Linked DNA regions of Mus musculus: region 2 is linked to region 1. The links are chromatin loops, found by intact Hi-C in ENCODE. Cell type or tissue: heart. All regions are shown on one strand. Each heading gives the region's core, and the rest is flanking DNA. Links, peaks and the distances in the headings are about the cores only.

The links. Peaks named below come from ENCODE experiments on the same cell type or tissue, not always from the same donor. Only the 100,000 strongest peaks of a DNase experiment are listed, where the experiment ranks them.
Region 2: a loop joins it to region 1, with 5 times the contacts of the local background. A loop is called at or near these places in 12 of 42 quality-filtered maps.

Annotation. Positions count from the first base shown.
Region 1 is chr6:94,697,222-94,705,542 of GRCm38, forward strand. It overlaps Lrig1 (leucine-rich repeats and immunoglobulin-like domains 1), which reads right to left and starts at 2,924. Exons shown (of 19, transcript NM_008377.2): 1 at 2,241-2,924. The coding sequence starts at 2,464. In heart, for the core only: a CTCF peak has its summit at 4,052; DNase peaks (open chromatin) are centred at 1,470, 2,240, 3,120 and 3,630; H3K4me3 peaks cover 4,147 bases; H3K27ac peaks cover 3,202 bases.
Region 2 is chr6:94,963,496-94,971,816 of GRCm38, forward strand. No RefSeq gene overlaps it. Among named protein-coding and RNA genes, the nearest start is that of 4930511E03Rik, 24 kb to the left of the region's middle. In heart, for the core only: a CTCF peak has its summit at 3,766 (motif pointing left); no DNase peak of the experiment used is centred there.

The DNA.
Region 1 (8,321 bases), core at 244-8,243:
AGACAATTCACACTTGATTTCACTTTAAGCAGAAATAAAATAAACTCGTGAGTATTCTTCAAAGGCCCGTGTGTGTGTGTGTGTGTGTGTGTGTGTGTGTGTGTGTGTGCGCGTGCGTGCGTGCGCGCACATGCCACATACTAACCCAGAAACCAAACTGCTTGAATATTAAAACTAATCCATTAAAACCATCTTCAGTAGAGGCCTATCTCCTGAAGCCCAGAACACTCAGTCTGGTATTTACTGATCACTAAATTGTGTGAGTAAGAGAGACTACAATTTTAAAGGTATTTATGCTGTGTGAATTGTCACTTGTAGGCAACTGAAAGCCTAAAAATGACCAGCAAGTTCTGCTCCAAGGAAGGGCAAGCCAAGGTAGGTCTTGTGACAAAAAGAAAGTACAAATAAGAGCACTCTGTCCTCTCCAGGAAGTGTGGCTTGGGAACGGAGAGCCTTCCTCAGAACACCCCTGACACATGGCTTTGCAAGTCTTCCAACAAGTGAACACTTGAGAACATTCTCTGACTCTACCCACATAGTTCTATTATTTAATAATAATAATAATATTCCATCTTAAGTATGCAAAAAAAACCCCAAAATGTCCCCAAACTGCCTCAGTTATTAATAGATAAAAATCTTAGCAGAGAGCAATAGTGTGTCTACCTCCCAGTAACTGACAGAGCCACTGTTCAGCCCCACTCTAAGACCAGGCATTTTCAGTAGTGAATTCCAGAGAGGAAGCAGATACTGAAGAAGAGAAAAATCCTCAAGGCAGCAACAGTAGCAGAAGGGTCTTTGCTGGCTTCAGAACTCCCACAGCAGATTGCCCAAGTGACCAATGTGAAGACCCAAGCCCCTCACTCTAAGAATACAGTCTTCTTGTTAGAAAAGAATCAACTTCTCTCCTTCAAGACGGTCAGATACCCAGCCCCTAGTTTTCTGCAATGAAGCCACAGGTGTGAGTTAAAGCCTGTGTCATCAATTTTCGCTTTTTAAAACAGCAAATGTCATGACTGAAGCTACTGCTGTACTACTTCTGTGTCCTAGGAAAGACATTCAAAAGCTCAAATGAGACGCAGACTACTCAAGCTAGGCCTTTCTCTGGAAGGTACTAATAGTTCTAGAGATGCTAATTACTGATAGCTGAGCAAGATTCGACTCAAAGGTCTAGGTTTTTTTGGTTTTTTATTTGTTTTGTATTGTTTTTTTTAAGAATAACAATGCTATTCTACTCCACTTTGTTTACAGAAATCTAATGTTCCCAACGAACCCCAATCCCAGCAGCACAGAAGTGCACCTAAACTGACAGAGCTAGCCAGGCCCCCTGTCACCTTCTCCCATAGTAGCACTACTCCACAACTAACTTGTGCCATTTATGGAGGAGAAACTCGAGGGTAGGAGCAGACCCAGCCCCAGTGGATCAAGCCCAAGGGGACCCCAGGGAACAGACAGGAAGGGATCTGGAACACAGTTCCTGTACTTGCCAGCCATGCGGAAAAGAGCTAACAGCCACACTCAGACATCTCCAAGAACTGTCTCAAAGCTTCTCAACTCCTGGCTTCTTCAGGACAGGGTCCCTTTTGCCCTGGCCAATGCCAAGTCAAGCCACCACGATTGTCTGGTGATCAGGAGACTGCAACACATACTCACTAATACACAGTATAAATAGCATGAACCCTGGAGATGTGAGTCACTGTCATTCATTACCAACTGAAGGTAAGTTGAGGGAACTCAAGACACCTAAGGGCTGGGTTACATACAGCACAGGAGAAAAGATACAGCCATGGATCCCAATCCCAACACAGGCTCCTACACTCTGCCATTGCGTCCGTCTCACATGCACACAAATTCGCTCACCTCCACTCTACACACACACATATTTCGCGCTCCACAGCACTCTCACTCAGTTTCAAATCACAAACCGGTGGCTCACCTCCACGGCCCACACTCGCTGACTTCCAGACTTCACGAGGCACACTCGATCACCCTTACAGGATCACTCATGTCCTGCATCCTCTCCACAACACACGCTCGCCGCAAGGCAGGCTCCTCCAGAATCACGCTCACCTTCAAACCCCAGAAGCAGAGTCCTCTCTCCCGAGCTCCCACGCGTGACCTCCACTCGGCCACCCACAAGTCTCCCCAGCCCACAGAGCGCACTCCGCACCCTCTCCGGCTGAGCACACCAGCAGCCCCGTCTTAGTGACAGCGCCCGGACGAGAGGCAAAGGCGATACTCACAGGCTGCGCGTCCAGGAGGGCAGGTCCCGGGGCAGCGTCGCCAGCCCGCGCCCACTGCAGTCCAGCGAGTCCCCGGCGCAAGTGCAGGCGGCCGCGCAGGGGGCCCGCGGGCCAGCCTGGGCGCCCGCTGACTCCGGCCATTGCAGTAGCAGCAAGAGCAGCCAGAGCAGAAGGCGAGGCGCAAGGCGCGGGGCTCCGAGCACTCCCGGACCGGGCCGCGCCATCTTGTCTGGAACGCGCCGCGAAGCCGGGGAGCGAGGGCTGCGAGGTGCGGGCGGCCGCGGGCGCGGGCTGCGCTCGGAGCTAGGCTCCGCGCCGGGACATGGACGCCCGACTCCAGTCGGCTCCGGGGCCGCGGCGCTCAGCCGGCACGCTCTGCCCGGGCCGCTTCGCAGCACCCTGCGGGGACCGCCACCCCCGCGCCCATCCGGGCCGAGCCCCGCGCGCGGCGAACTCTGTGGAGTCCCGCAGTGAGTGCCCGGCCGCCGCTGCTCGTCCTTCCCGCCGCGCTGAGAGTCGCCTTCAGAGCTCGGGCGCACGCCGAGAGCCGCCGCCTCTGAGGACTGAAAACGCTTAGCCTCGGCCTCTGCGCGTGGCGCGGGCGGGCATCTCACTGAGGGCGCTGAGCTGATGATAGCCGTGGACCCCACGCGCCTGCCCGTCCCGGAGCGGCCGGAGCGCACCGTGCCTCAGCGCTGCGAACAATCAGCGGCCAGCCGCTCCGCGGTCCAGCCCCGCGGCCCCAGGCCCCGCCCCGGCTGCTCGCCCTCACACACCCCTCCGATGGGGCCCCGGGGCGCAGATCGGCCCACGTTGGCTGCAGGGCTACAGCATTACGCCCCGCCCTGCCCGTTGCTCATTGGCTCCTGGAGCGCCTTTTTGGCGTCCTAACCCATAAGAGCGCTCGCTCCCTGAGGTCCCGCCTCCGCTCGCTTTTCCCACCCAAGGTGTGAAAGGCGGGGACGGGGCGGGGAAAAGGAGAGGCGTGCTGCCTCCTCTTAAAGGAGACTTGTAGGGTTTTGGCTACCAAGTACCAGAATCTGGAAAAGTGGCCTAAGCTTCGGTCCATTGAGCCTAGGAGAAGAGAGAAAGTTTGTAATCCACGGGTTTGGGAGCTATCTGGACCCAAGGTTTATTCTGCTCTCCTAAACTAAAAACATCATGGTGGATTTACAGCAAACGAGCACCCTTTTTCAGGTGCCTTGCAAAAGAAAAAAAAAAAAGATTTAAAACTTGCTTTCATGAGTTTCTCAGCTATTTCCTCAGAGGTGGGGCCCCCTTTCCCATCTGTGCTCCACACTCGTTCTTCTTGATATCTTTAATCCAGAAATGTGTCCTTGACTACCGAAATGACTGTGTGCTGCAGAAATTGAATCTTGAGGGCACGCCCACTTCCCCGCCCCTAGTTAGTTGAAGGATAGTTCGGGAAGTGCTCTGGACTTGGATAAAGGGGGTTGCTGTGGTGGTGTGTTTTGTTATTGAAAATCAGTGCCTTTAAAATACAATTTCCAAGAAATTATCCGTGACGTGCTCTTTATAGACAGTGAGAGAGGTGGGGGGAGGGAGAGAGGAGAGAGAGAGAGAGAGAGAGAGAGAGAGAGAGAGAGAGAGAGAGAGAGAGAGAGAACCTGTTAGTTTGGCAAACACGGATCAGAATAGATTGATAGCCGCCATGTGAAACAGTGCTTGGACATAGGCGAGCACACGCGCGCGAACACACACACACTTAATGGAGTGGGGCGGGGGGGCGGGGGGAAGAGATTAGCACTGTAATACATATCTGCCGCCTCTGGGCGGTTTGACTTGCTGATGTCCGAACTGCACACAGGGTCAGGGAAACTAAGGCGCTGGAGTCTTCTGGAAAACATTTGTTCCAGCACGGTTAAATCTAACTTAGGCTTTATAGAAAGGGAGTAGGAACGCTGTTCATCGGGAAGAAAAACACCGAACAGTTAAAGGGATTTCATTACATGTTTGACATATTCAAGAAATACGATTTGATGCTAAACGTGGCTGTCCCTCAAGTTTTGCTTTTTTTTTAAACCAAAATTGGACCTGTATTTAGTAGTCAGGTGATTGTTGCCTAGCTGTCTGTGCTTTCTGTCTCTTTCTTTCCTTGCCTTCTTTCTTCCTTCTTTTTTGATTGTTTGAGTCTCATCATGTAGCCCAGACTCCCTCAACCTTATTATGCTCCTGTTTCAGTCTTCTGGAACAACTGGCATTACAGGTGTGTGCAGCATGCCCGGCTTTGTTTGCCATTCTTTTCATCCTTACACCAGCCTTCCCTTTCTCCTGATTGCCTACACTATAGAGCAATGCTGTTGGGTTTCTCTCCCATTTTCTGTATATCTCAGAAGTGATGGTGAAGCAGTGTCCACACGTGCATAAATTAAGCCAAATGTAATACCTCAGAAATCTTAACAGGAAAGCTCCAACTAGTATCTGTGTGCACATGCACGCATGAGCAGGAACATATGTGCTACACATGCAGTCCACATTAGCATACACCTTCCAACTGGATAAGGAGAAACAGGTCTCCTTGTTTTCATGCCCTTGGGTAGAAATAGGAAGCTGGGGAATGGAATATACAAGAGCTGCAAATTGGAGTCCTCTATCATGGTGCTTACGAATTTCAAGACAAAATAGTACACTTTAAAGATTCCTTTTATTTTTAATTGCATATGTGTGTGCATGTACGTATGTCTGTGAGTATGTATATGGGCATGAGTGCAGGACATCCAAGGAAGCCAACAGCCACTGTAGCTTAACACAGGTAGTTGTAAACCACCTGACATGGATGCTGGAAACGGAATTCTCTACAAGAGGAATACTTAACCACTGAGAAATCTCTCTGCCCCCCACCTTCTTTTTCTTTGAAACAACATCTCACTATATAGTGAGGCTAGCACCAAACTTGCAGCAATCCTCCTGCCTCGGCATCCCAAGGGCTGGGACAAAAGAGTAATTTAGACCAGTAGGATGGTAGAATGAGAGAGCAATTTGATCGTTGAAACTCACAAGGTGGAAGGAGAGAGCAGATTCCTGCAGGCTATCCTTGGCCTCCACACATGAGCACGCACGCGCGCACGCGCGCGCGCACACACACACACACACACACACACACAAATCTAATTTAAATTTTTATTTTAAATTTGTAATGATTTTTTTTTAAATTTATGTGTATGTGTGTTTTGCCTACATATGTCTGGGCAACACATGCATGCCTGGTGCCCACAGAGGTCAGAAGTGATAATCATATCCCCTGGCACTGGAATTACAGACAATCTTTAAACAAAAGAATTATTTAATGCAGAATGCTTGTGATCAGCTCTCCCTTAAAGAAACTTGCCAGGTCATCCCCACCCTGCCCCTGCATCAAGCAGCATAGTACACACAGTTCATCACAAGTCATGAAACCTGGCTGGAGATGACCTTCAGGCTGGTCACCACAGTAGAGTGTTCCAAAAGGTTCTCAAACGCTGTGGGTGGGACTATGAGATGCACTTGGGAACTCCTGGCATCCTAGAGGACAAGGTTTGAGAATCTGCAAGGTAATTTGCCCACAGGTGTACAGCATCCCCTGTGGTCTGGTTACCACACCACCAGAGAAGAGGATTCCAAACAGAGGGAGTGAGTCTTGGGGGGAATGGGGCGCCTGAGCCTTGGCAGTTCTTCTCGTCTACAGCAAAGCATGAAGTCATGTCTGCTCCTCACACCATGTATGGAAGTCTGCCCACATACTAGCAACCTGCATGCGATTGCACCAAGAGTGTGGGCTGGAGAGCAGAAATCCAGCTTAGGAAAGAATCGTCTGTAGCTACAACCGAAGATCAGGAAGAGAACACCAAGGGGGACTTTTAAGGAAAGCTACCTGCTAGAACAGGTCACGGTCCTTCCAGCAAAGAGCTGGTCCTCATTTTTAATCTGTGCTTTATCTTTTTTATTTATTTAATCTAGTGCTTTAATTTTTTTAACAGTGTCTCATACACTCCAGGGTAGTCTAGAACTTAATAGGTAACAAAGAATCGCCTTGAGCTCCTGATTCGCCTGCCCCTGCCTCCTGAGTACTTGAGTCATCTATAGAAGCTTTCTAGATTTTACAGTTTGCAGAAACCAATGCCCAGAACCAACACCCCTAAGAATCAGTCAAGGTTTCTTGCATCCAAAAGTCTCAGCAATACATCATGCTAATCCCAGTGCTAGAAGCCCAGAATTAGCAAACTGCACTGAGAAACACACACACACACACACACACACACACACACACACACACACACACACAAAACAGTATAGGAAAGGAGCCAGCAAGCTGACTCTGTGGGCAAAGGCACTTGAGGCACAAGCCTGAGGACTTAAGCTCTAACCCCAGAATCCATATAGAGGGAGAAGGGGAGAATCAACTCCACAAGGTTGTCCACTGACCTCGACATGTGTGCTGTGGCATGAGCATACACCACCCCCAACCTCCACATACTTTTTTTTTTAATCAGAAAAGCAGGTTGATCATGGGGATTGTTTGAAAAGTCCAACTTTCAAGAGTCAGAATTATGGCTTCTTGGTATCAAAAGAGAACTTACATTATTTTTGGTGCACTAAAAAAGCATTGGAGTCTTCAGCATAGCTCAGTGGCACCGCCCTTGCCTGGCATGCATACATCACCAGTTTTGCAATTTAATAATAATAATAATAATAATAATAATAATAATAATGAAGTCCCCTGAGCAGAAATCAAAAGCCCTGGCTCCAGCCTTGTTACTAGAAACCTTTGTCCAGTTATGTCTTTTCTTGAACTTCAGTGTTCCCACATGGCAAAGGGGAATGATGCCCTCTGTGTGTGAGGGGGTTTAAAAATGATCTAGTTTGAACTGGGGAGCTAGCTCAGTGGCTAAGAACCCGTGCTGCAAAGCATGAGGTTCTGAGTTCAAATTCCCAGCACCCCTATAAGATGCTGGGCATAGCCTGTAACCCCAGAGCTGGGGGGAGATTGAGATGGCCAGGCCTTGGTATCTGTCAGCCTAGCTCCAAGTTTAGTGAGAGATCCTGCTGCAAGGGAACAAGGCAGGGAGTGGTAGAGTAGGACAGACACCAAGGTCCTCCTCTGGCCTCCCCTTACATGTGTGCATGGGTACACATATATGCACAAGTGCTAAACAGTCTCATACAACATACCATTCTGATCAGGTATGTTATAGGCAGTGTAAGACCACATATATCTCAGGCTTCTTGGGTAAGTATTGCTAAACTTAAACTCTGAAGCAACATAAGTCCATGATTTTAATAGAGATAGAAAAATATTAGTAGGTTCTTTCAACCCCAGGCTTTTTCCCTCAGGAATGCCACAAAGGGTTAATAATTACCTGTAAAATCCCTAAAATCTCAAGAGCGATGACAGCCTGCTCTGAGCCTGTCTTGTACTTCTCTGCCAAGAAAAAAAAAAGACAACTGTGTACTCATTAACTCCTTCTTTCCAATAATCTTGTCAAGGAGATGGATGGGGAAGAGAGAAAGAGAGAGAGCTAAAGAGTCTGGGGATGGGATATGAAAGGGAATGTTGATGTCTCCCTGCCCCCAGTGCCAGCATTGTCCTCTGAGACGTGAGAAGAAGTGGGCTTATTTGTTTGTTTGTTTGGATTTGTTTGTTTGTTTCTGTGCCATCTCTGGCTATGGGAAAGCTGGCTAGTGTCCAACTGCAGCTGCCATGTCTCCACCAGCAGCATGTGTAATGCCTGTGGCTCAGCTGTGACCTGCACAGGCTCCTACCCTCCTCTCAGAACTATTAATATCAACTAACAACTGTGTGGCCCACTCCCGGACACAAGCCATCTCCTGGGGACACTTGTCATTTACCTGTGAATTTCTAATTTTAACTGATTAGATGAGAGGTTGGGTTTTTTTTTTAAGTCAACAAAGTTATGACCACTTCAAAATCCTGCAGTTTCCCCAAAGAGGCAGTCTCTTAACTCCAATGGTGATTCCAAGATAGGTTGATGACATCACCAGAGACTGAGCTGCTAAGTCCCCCCCACCACACACACCTCCCCAGTCTATGTCTCTTCAATGTCACTTGGAGAAGCATGTGAG
Region 2 (8,321 bases), core at 65-8,064, 270 kb after region 1:
TTCCTGCCTACAAACAGGGGTCCTTCTGTGGTTCTAATATTGAGGATCTTCTGGCTGTGTCTTGCTGGCTTAGGAAAGTACTCAAGTGAACAGTGGGTATTTTGACTTTGAGCTAATAATGTGTTCTGAGATTGTCCCCATCTCGAGTCTCCCACACTCCTAGGCTTGGATCATCACCCGAGTGACTGATTCTGGTCAACTGGTTCACAAGCTGCCATTATCATTTCTATGGCAGCAGTGAAGTTGCTATTAGTGCTCCTTAATTGCCTTCCTCTGCTTGCAGTGGTGACTTCAAAAGCCACAGCTTCTATATATGGGGGAGATGACCCTTCACAAATATGAGAGAGAAATAAATGTTTATTGGCATATCATTTTGATTTTGGAAGTTTGTCTGGAGTGACTTCTAATATAAATGATTCAATTTTTATCATTTTGAGTTGTATACTTCAAGACAAGTCTCTTGCTTTATCAAATGTGAAAACATGCCCCATCCTGTGCCAAGAAATATGCTGCATCCCAAGTTTCTTTAAACATCCACAGAGACGGTGGCTAATGTCCATTCTGTCCTCACAATATCCCCGTATTGTCTTCAGTTTCTAGGGGAGGAAACAGAGACACAGAAAAGTTAAGAAATTTGCCTGGAGTCGCACAGAAAGGACCAAGCAACGTTACCAGGTTTAGCAGACTACAGCAAACAGGACATATTTAAAGCAAAGAAATTATACATTGTTCCTCTAAGTTCTAATTTAACTGGGTTTCCTATGTCTTATCTGCCAAATCTGTTAGGAGGGTACCCCAGAATTTGAAACCCAACAATCTGACCACAAGCTTCTTGACTCACTTCATTTTTCTTTTTCATTATACATGAAAGCAGACTCATGCAAACAGAGAAATCACAGTGACATCTGGCCAGTGCCCTGGAGCCACAGCTTCAGGCATGTAATGGGGACTGTAGGGAACAGTGACAAGATGAAGACTATATGCACCATATAAACAGCAGTCTTTATTGAGCTGTTACAGACTGCTGCCCTGTGGAAATCTAGTTATTTTTCTAAAATAATGGTCCTCAACCTGTGGGTCACAACCCCTTTGGGGTTACACGTTAGATATTTCGTTATGAATCCAGCAGTAGTAAAATTACAGTTATGAAGTAGCAATAAAATAATTTTAGGGTTGGTGGTCACCACAACCCAAGGAACTGTATTAAAGGGTTACAGCATTAGGAAGGTTGAGAAACCACTGTTCTAAAAGAAGTCACAAACTCAAATTTTCACAGGAAATTTTCCCATTTTAGGATTCTGGTAACTTCATCAAAAACCATAACCTGCCTGGATCCAAATAATTGTTAGCTCTAGTCTTGACTCAACCTTTATAGTGACTAGGGTACCAACTCTTGCTTTCACAAAGAGATGTCTCCCAAGCCATTGTTCTGTTGGTCTTCAGGTCCTGGGAGACTTCTACTTCTACACTGCTTTCTTCCTATGGAGGAGACATTCTAAGGACTGAAATGTGTAATTTACATAATTCTGGCTAAGGGCTAACAATAGAGCCTCTGCTAGGACGGCACATTGTACCAAGGGCATGTGGTAATGCCCATCTCCCTGTTTCATGAAGGACACAGAAGGGCAACTGTAGGAGAACTGGGAAGAGATCAACCTGGCATGATGGATATGTGAACAGGGTCAGCTGGGAAAAGATGCACAGGGAAGATTTCAATAAAGTCAAAGATGGAGAGGTGCCTAGAACAGAGACTAACTTGAAATCTAAGAAATGGATGCATACCTATTGATCAAGTAGAGCTTATTTTCTGAAGTTTAATATAAAGACCAAGAACTTGGTTCAACAGCCTTGAGTAGGAAGCCATTCTTTGTACTGTCCTCTCCCCATTTAATTGCATCCGTTTCTACTGATGCTGTTTTAAAGCACCATGCTCCCATGACAGTGGTCATGATCATCCTTTCATGCCTGACCTACTTCAATAGAATCTCCATCTCCATCCTCCCTTCAAATCACCCAGTTCAGCTTCAGTACAGAAGCCTGATATTAACATCATGCATTCCTAGCTTAAAGTTCCTTGATGGAATCCTATCCATCCTGCTTTTTAAAAAACAGGGTCTTGTATAGTCCAGATTGACCTCAGACATGCTATATAACCAAAGATGACACTGAGCTCCTGAGTCCTTTCTTTCTACCTCCCAGTGCCAGGACTACAGGTGTGCACTACCATACCAGGCATCCCACCTTAGTTTGAATTAAAACACAAAACCTCAGCTAAGTGTGTTGATAATCGACAGCAGGATCCAATCAATTTCTGGTCTGACTGGTGCTAGTCCTGGACCCGTTACCACTCTCATAACCGTGCTCTTCTCCTAAACAATATGGACCTCTTTCCTACCAAAAGTCTTTCCACTTCCTCTTCCTCCACTTGCCTGGTTGGTTGTCTTTTAATGATTAAAACTCCCAGCCCTGTTCCCTATACCAGAACACCATCTGCTCTCTCATGGAAATCTCACAATAACCTCTCATTATGTTTGTGAACAAGTAATGAATTATTGGATTCACTGTACCACGCCTTGTTCCTGCTGCTTGTGCTCAATGGTATAAATCGCAGTACCTGGCACATCTCAATGGTATACACTCAACAAAACACTGGCACAACATCTTCTCAATGGTATACACTCAACAAAACAGCTGATGGATGGAGGGTTTGAGTTTAGGAAAGTACCTTGGATGCGGTGTAGTACAGTCCTCTACTCCATGTAAAATTCCCAGCAATGTAAGTGGACTTGTAAAGTGTTGTTTGTCCCTTGACTCCATCAGTGTAAGGCAGCCCTATTTCATTTATCTCTCTATTTCTCTCTCTTGTAATAAAATACTATTCACATTCTGCCAGTGTTAGGCTCTGTACACTATTGCAAATCTCTACCATGGTGAGAATTTATCCACTTTTATAATTTTCCAAGTTTGCCTAATTATCTAATGCCACTTTTATACTGAAAACATTTCATAAAGTTATTTTGAATTAGACACACTGACTTTTCTTCAAGACATGGGGATGTGGAAAAGTGTTTTTTAAATATGTCTGAGAGATGTTTTTAAAATGCTACAAAATAAGATTGGATCTAAAACTCAAGGGTGATATGTGATTTGAAGCATTTAAGCTAGTATATTTAAATTCATTTTACCAATGGAGTGTGTGTGTGTGTGTGTGTGTGTGTGTGTGTGTATGTATCTGCTTGTATGTGTGTGTCTCTGTGTGTGCATCTGTTTGTGTGTGTTTCTCTGTGTATGTATGCATATGTCTTTCTGTATCTGTCTCTGTGTGCACGTGTATCTGTGTGGCTATGTTCTTATGCTTATGGAAGACAGAGGTTGATGTCTGGTGTCTGCCTAAATGGCTTTCCATCTAATCTCTTGAAACAAGGTCTCCCATTGAACCCAGTGCTTGCTAGCCTGCCTGGCCAGTGTGCTCCCAAGAGTCTCCTGCTTTTGCTGTCCCAGAACCAAAGTCACAGATACATGCAAACACATGCAGCCATTTTCTTACTTGTTGCTGGGGGTTGAGCCCAGGTCTTTCTTATCCAGTAGGCACAAGGCCAGCATCTGAAATGCTAGTATGGGAATCTTGCAGCCCACTTTGAGGTGCTGAAAAGCCGAGGCAACCTCTGAGTATGTGAAAAAAAAAATGTGTTGCTAAAGGGTAATTGTAGCTATTTGAACTTCACAGCGTCTTCCACTAGGGACATATTAATTCTGTCTAAACACACTAGTGCCACCTATTGGAAAAATCTCTGTTTAGACAGAAACAAAGTTGTAGGGTTAGAGTCTGCAATACTAGAAAATGCCTCTCGAGATGGCAATTTCCTCTGCTAAAGAAAAATAAGATTAAACCAGCTTGCTAAAGAATGTTTAGATGATGTCTAGATATTTTGATGTGGAAAGAGAGGTTTTCATCTTTAAAAAAAACTTGTTAGCAAAGAAAACATTAACTAATAATGAATCAGCAGACTAACAAATACCATAGTTCAGGAAAAGGCTTTTTGCTTGTATAATTAGTCCTGATGGGGCTTGGGTTCCTGGAGTGTGAGCCCAGAGGATTTTCTCATGGGCGAGAGAATTTTCTCACTCAGTCCTGCTGTAGAAGACCTGGAGCCCTGGAGAAACAGAAAGGAAGCAGGAGAATTTACTTACCTTATTACAAAGGGAAAGCTGCCTTTCCTTCTGGCCTTCTTTCATCAATAAATATTGTTTGATCACAAAGTATAAAATGCCTATCCCTGCCGTCTTTCAACCTCTGCTGGAAATACTTTTAACACAGTGGTTTGTGGGGAAATGATACAAAGAACATAACAAAGAGTATGACCATACATAAAAATGGCCTAGGGTGGCATAGTAACAGAGAGGAGAAGGAGGAGAGTGCAGAAATGAAGAAATAAAAATTCTAGAAAATGGCATTGACATTGTCCTGAAAGGTTTTAAAAAATAAAACCCAAATTGCTCATGGAAATTACATTTAAGGAAAGGGAAGTTGAGAGAGAGAGAAAGTTTGATTTTCCAATTAATATCTTTGTACTTCATTTTTATTACATAGAGGAAGGGAAAGGGCATCACATGTAAAAAGTACAGGCTGGGGCTGGGCGTGGTTGTTCGTGGCCCAGGGCTTACCTGACACACACTAGGTCCTGGACGCACCACTTAGCACTGGAAATAGTGCTTATATTTCTGAATGTACTAAAAATTAGTACTTACTTGAAGGTGACTGTGTACTTATTTGATAAACGTCCATTGGACATCTGAGACAATTGCATTTGCTTGACTGGATTCAAACGTGGCAAAGCAAAACCAATCCAAGTTGTATGGAATACAGAGCAAGACAGCGATTAGAGGGGCCAGGGCTGAGAAGGAGCCACGGAGAATCTGGAGACTTCTGGAAATGCTGCCAATGCTTTTACTGAACTGAGCTGGTACCTGTAACAGAGTGGTGTTCAGTGGTGTTCAGAAGTCACCAAGCTGTGGATTCTGAGCTGGACTCTTTCTTCCAGATGTGTGTAAGTAGATACAAATTCTAAAAATGACACTGAGATGACTTCTTGGCTAGAGAGACCTATTATTTACTTTCTAGTCCCCTGGATTACACCGCAAGTCTTATGGGGAGAAAACAAAAACAAATAAAGTGCATTCAATTTTGACATTTTCCTCAAATGCCTGTTGGTACACAGCTGTGGTTGATGGAATCCTAAAGCTATATAGCACTAGTGCTGGAAGGTTCTTTGGAAAGTGCTGAAGGAGTACTACAGGAAGCCAGGTCTGGGCGGGAGCTACTGCAGGCCCCAACAGAGGTCAACACCATATGTCCAACACTTCAACAAACAATACAAAAGAGTCCTTGTTCATTAATGGGAAGCAGACCCAACATCCACTTGGAGGCAGGCAAATCTGTTCCCTCCTTGACTGCCAAGCACCCTCGCCATTCCCTGTCTGCTAATTCACCTGTTCAGATTACCTGTCGATCAGTGAACACTGATGGGCTGCTAGATATCCTGGCAGACAAGCTTACAAATGATCGTGCCTGCCACGTGTCCTGTATTTAAAGGAGCCACAGTAAACCTTCACATCTAGTGAGAGGTGTGTTGTATTTCCTATCTGTCGCTGATAATCCTGGGGGACACTGAAATCCCAGGTAGGGTTACAGGCTGTCACGTGCAGCCACACATCCCGCTTCCCCTGGTTCTATTTATTTATTTTTTCGCACTCACACGATTACCGGTTGTGCTAAGTGTGCGGGCCAGAACTTTAATCTTGTTCCCCACTCAAATGGCAGATAAAACTGTGAAAGTAGCTCAGGCTTTCCCCACCACTCTAAGAAAGGAGTGTTAAGCTATGTGCTTTGTTTCTGTAACTTCCCACTAGCTCGGAGAAGCATTCTTACTAATGACAATGAGTGCCCCACTGTTGGCTTAGAGGTCCACTCATTTAAAACCTGGGGCAGGACTTGGGAGACAGCTCAGCAGGTAAGAGCACCTGCAGTGTGTGCAAGCAGGGGAACCTGAGCTCAGACTCCTAGCACCAACATAAGAAGCTGCACTTCTGTGCCCGTTACTCAGCACTGTGTGGGGGAGGGCATGAAGGAAAGCAGAGAGTGATAGGTAGGGCACCCTATGGCCTCTGTGTATACAAATGAACACACACCACATACACACACACACACACACACACACACACAAATGGAAGGATCAAAAAATAAAAAATAAAATAAAAGTAAAAAGAAATATAGGGCTTCATAGACTAATGAATAGCAAGAGAGGGGTCCCAAGAGTGGAGGATGAACAAGGAGAAGTTGATAGAATATGGTGTGTGCTAGGCAGATGCCAACAAGAGCCTGCTGACAGGAACCTGATATAGCTGTCTCCTGCGAGGCTATGCCAGTGCCGGGCAAATATAGAAGTGGATGCTCACAGTCATCTATTGGACGGAGCGCAAGATCCCCAATGAAGAGCCAGAGAAATACCCAGGAAGCTGAAGCCCCATAGGAGAAACATCAGTATGAACTAACCAGTACCCATAGAGCTTCTTAGAACTATACCACCAATCAAAGAAAACATATGGTGGAGCATGTGGCTCTAGCTGTATTCTCTGTAGCAGAGAATGGCCTAGTCGGTCATCAATGGGAGGAGAAGCCCTTGGTCCTGTGAAGGCTCTAGGCCCCAGTATAGAAGAATGCCAGGACCAGGAATGGGAGGAGGAGGGTTGGGGAGCATGGGGAGTGGGGAAGGGGGAGGGATAGGGGATTTTTGGAGGGGAAACTAGGAAACGGGATAACATTTGAAATGTAAATAAAGAAAATATCTAATAAAAAATTTAAAAAAAATTTTTAAAAAGTACATACATAGGGAAAAAAATACGATGTGTGGAAATTCCATGGTGAAACCTGTCATTTTGTATGCTGACCTTGAAACTGAATTAAAAAAAAAAAAAGATAGTCTAGTTCCTGGCATAGTTTTGGGTAGAAAACTTGTGGCAGTGATCATTACTTCAGTCATAGAAGGAATGACATCTGCGATAATGATGGTGATTACACTAGCCGTCAGTACTGCTTGCCCAGTGTTCTGGGTGCTGACTTCTGCTGTGGTCACACTAGACTGATAAATGTCAAACACATGTCACTCACAAGGAGAGGAAAGAGCCCTGAGTCTTTGATAGCTTGCCCAACATCACATAAGCTGTGTGATGTATGTGTGTATGTGCACATGCACACGTGTGTGTGTGTACATGTGCAAGATAGGATACATTTAATATATATATTAAATATATGTAATATATTATATATTATGTTAAATATATATGTGTGTGTTATATGTGTATGTATAATATATATTATGTATAGTAATATATAACATATGTATATATAATGTATGTGTGTATGCTAATGCAGAGGTGGGGTATTACTCAATCTTTCTCCTCTTATATTTATGATTTATGATTTATTTATTAATTTATTTATTATTTATTTATTTATTTATTTATTTATTTTACTCTGACACCTGCTTTCATCCTCCAAACACTGTACTGAGGATGTGTTGCTAAGATCTTTGAAGGATCTGTGCATAAAATCTTTGGGGCTAACAATTGACTTATGTGATGTGCATTAATGGGAGACACAGGATCTGACCACTTCTTGGTCAAGCCCGGGAGATTAACAGTTTAGGAGGCAAAGTAGATCTTTTGACAGGTAAGTCATCTCCGATTCTCATGGGCAGGAAGAGCCTGACGTTTTGACAGCAGATGGTCTTAGTAGTGAGTATTCTTGCAGACTCGAAGTATACTGGCTCAGACTGGAACAGTTAACTTGGGTCTTGTCAAAGCTGCTCAGAAGCCATGTGGAGAAGGAATTCCTTCTTTTGTTGGTGATGGTGGTAACAGCTCATCGTATTTGCTTAAATACCCTTCTAAAAGCACAGTCCCCATCCAAAGTGTGTCTTCTCCAAGAGATTAGATGCTTACAGGAGATAGGAATCTAAAGTGTGTAGGAGTAGATACGTCTAGAAATGCTGTATGTTTAGACATGAGGTCATTTTGATAAAGGCGGCATTTTAAGATAGAGGTATGCTAACGCAAGAGCTAGAGAAACACATGCTCTCTCTATTTAATGCTTTTTGCAGAATGAGCCTTGTATACATACCTATTTTATAGTCTTAGTTTTACACTTGGCTTGGCATCTGACCCAAGGGATGGTAGAACTTTGAGGTCTACTGGGAATTTGGCATCAAAAGTTACCACAAAAATACTACTGTCCACTGGAAGATGACAGTTTCAGGCTGGGA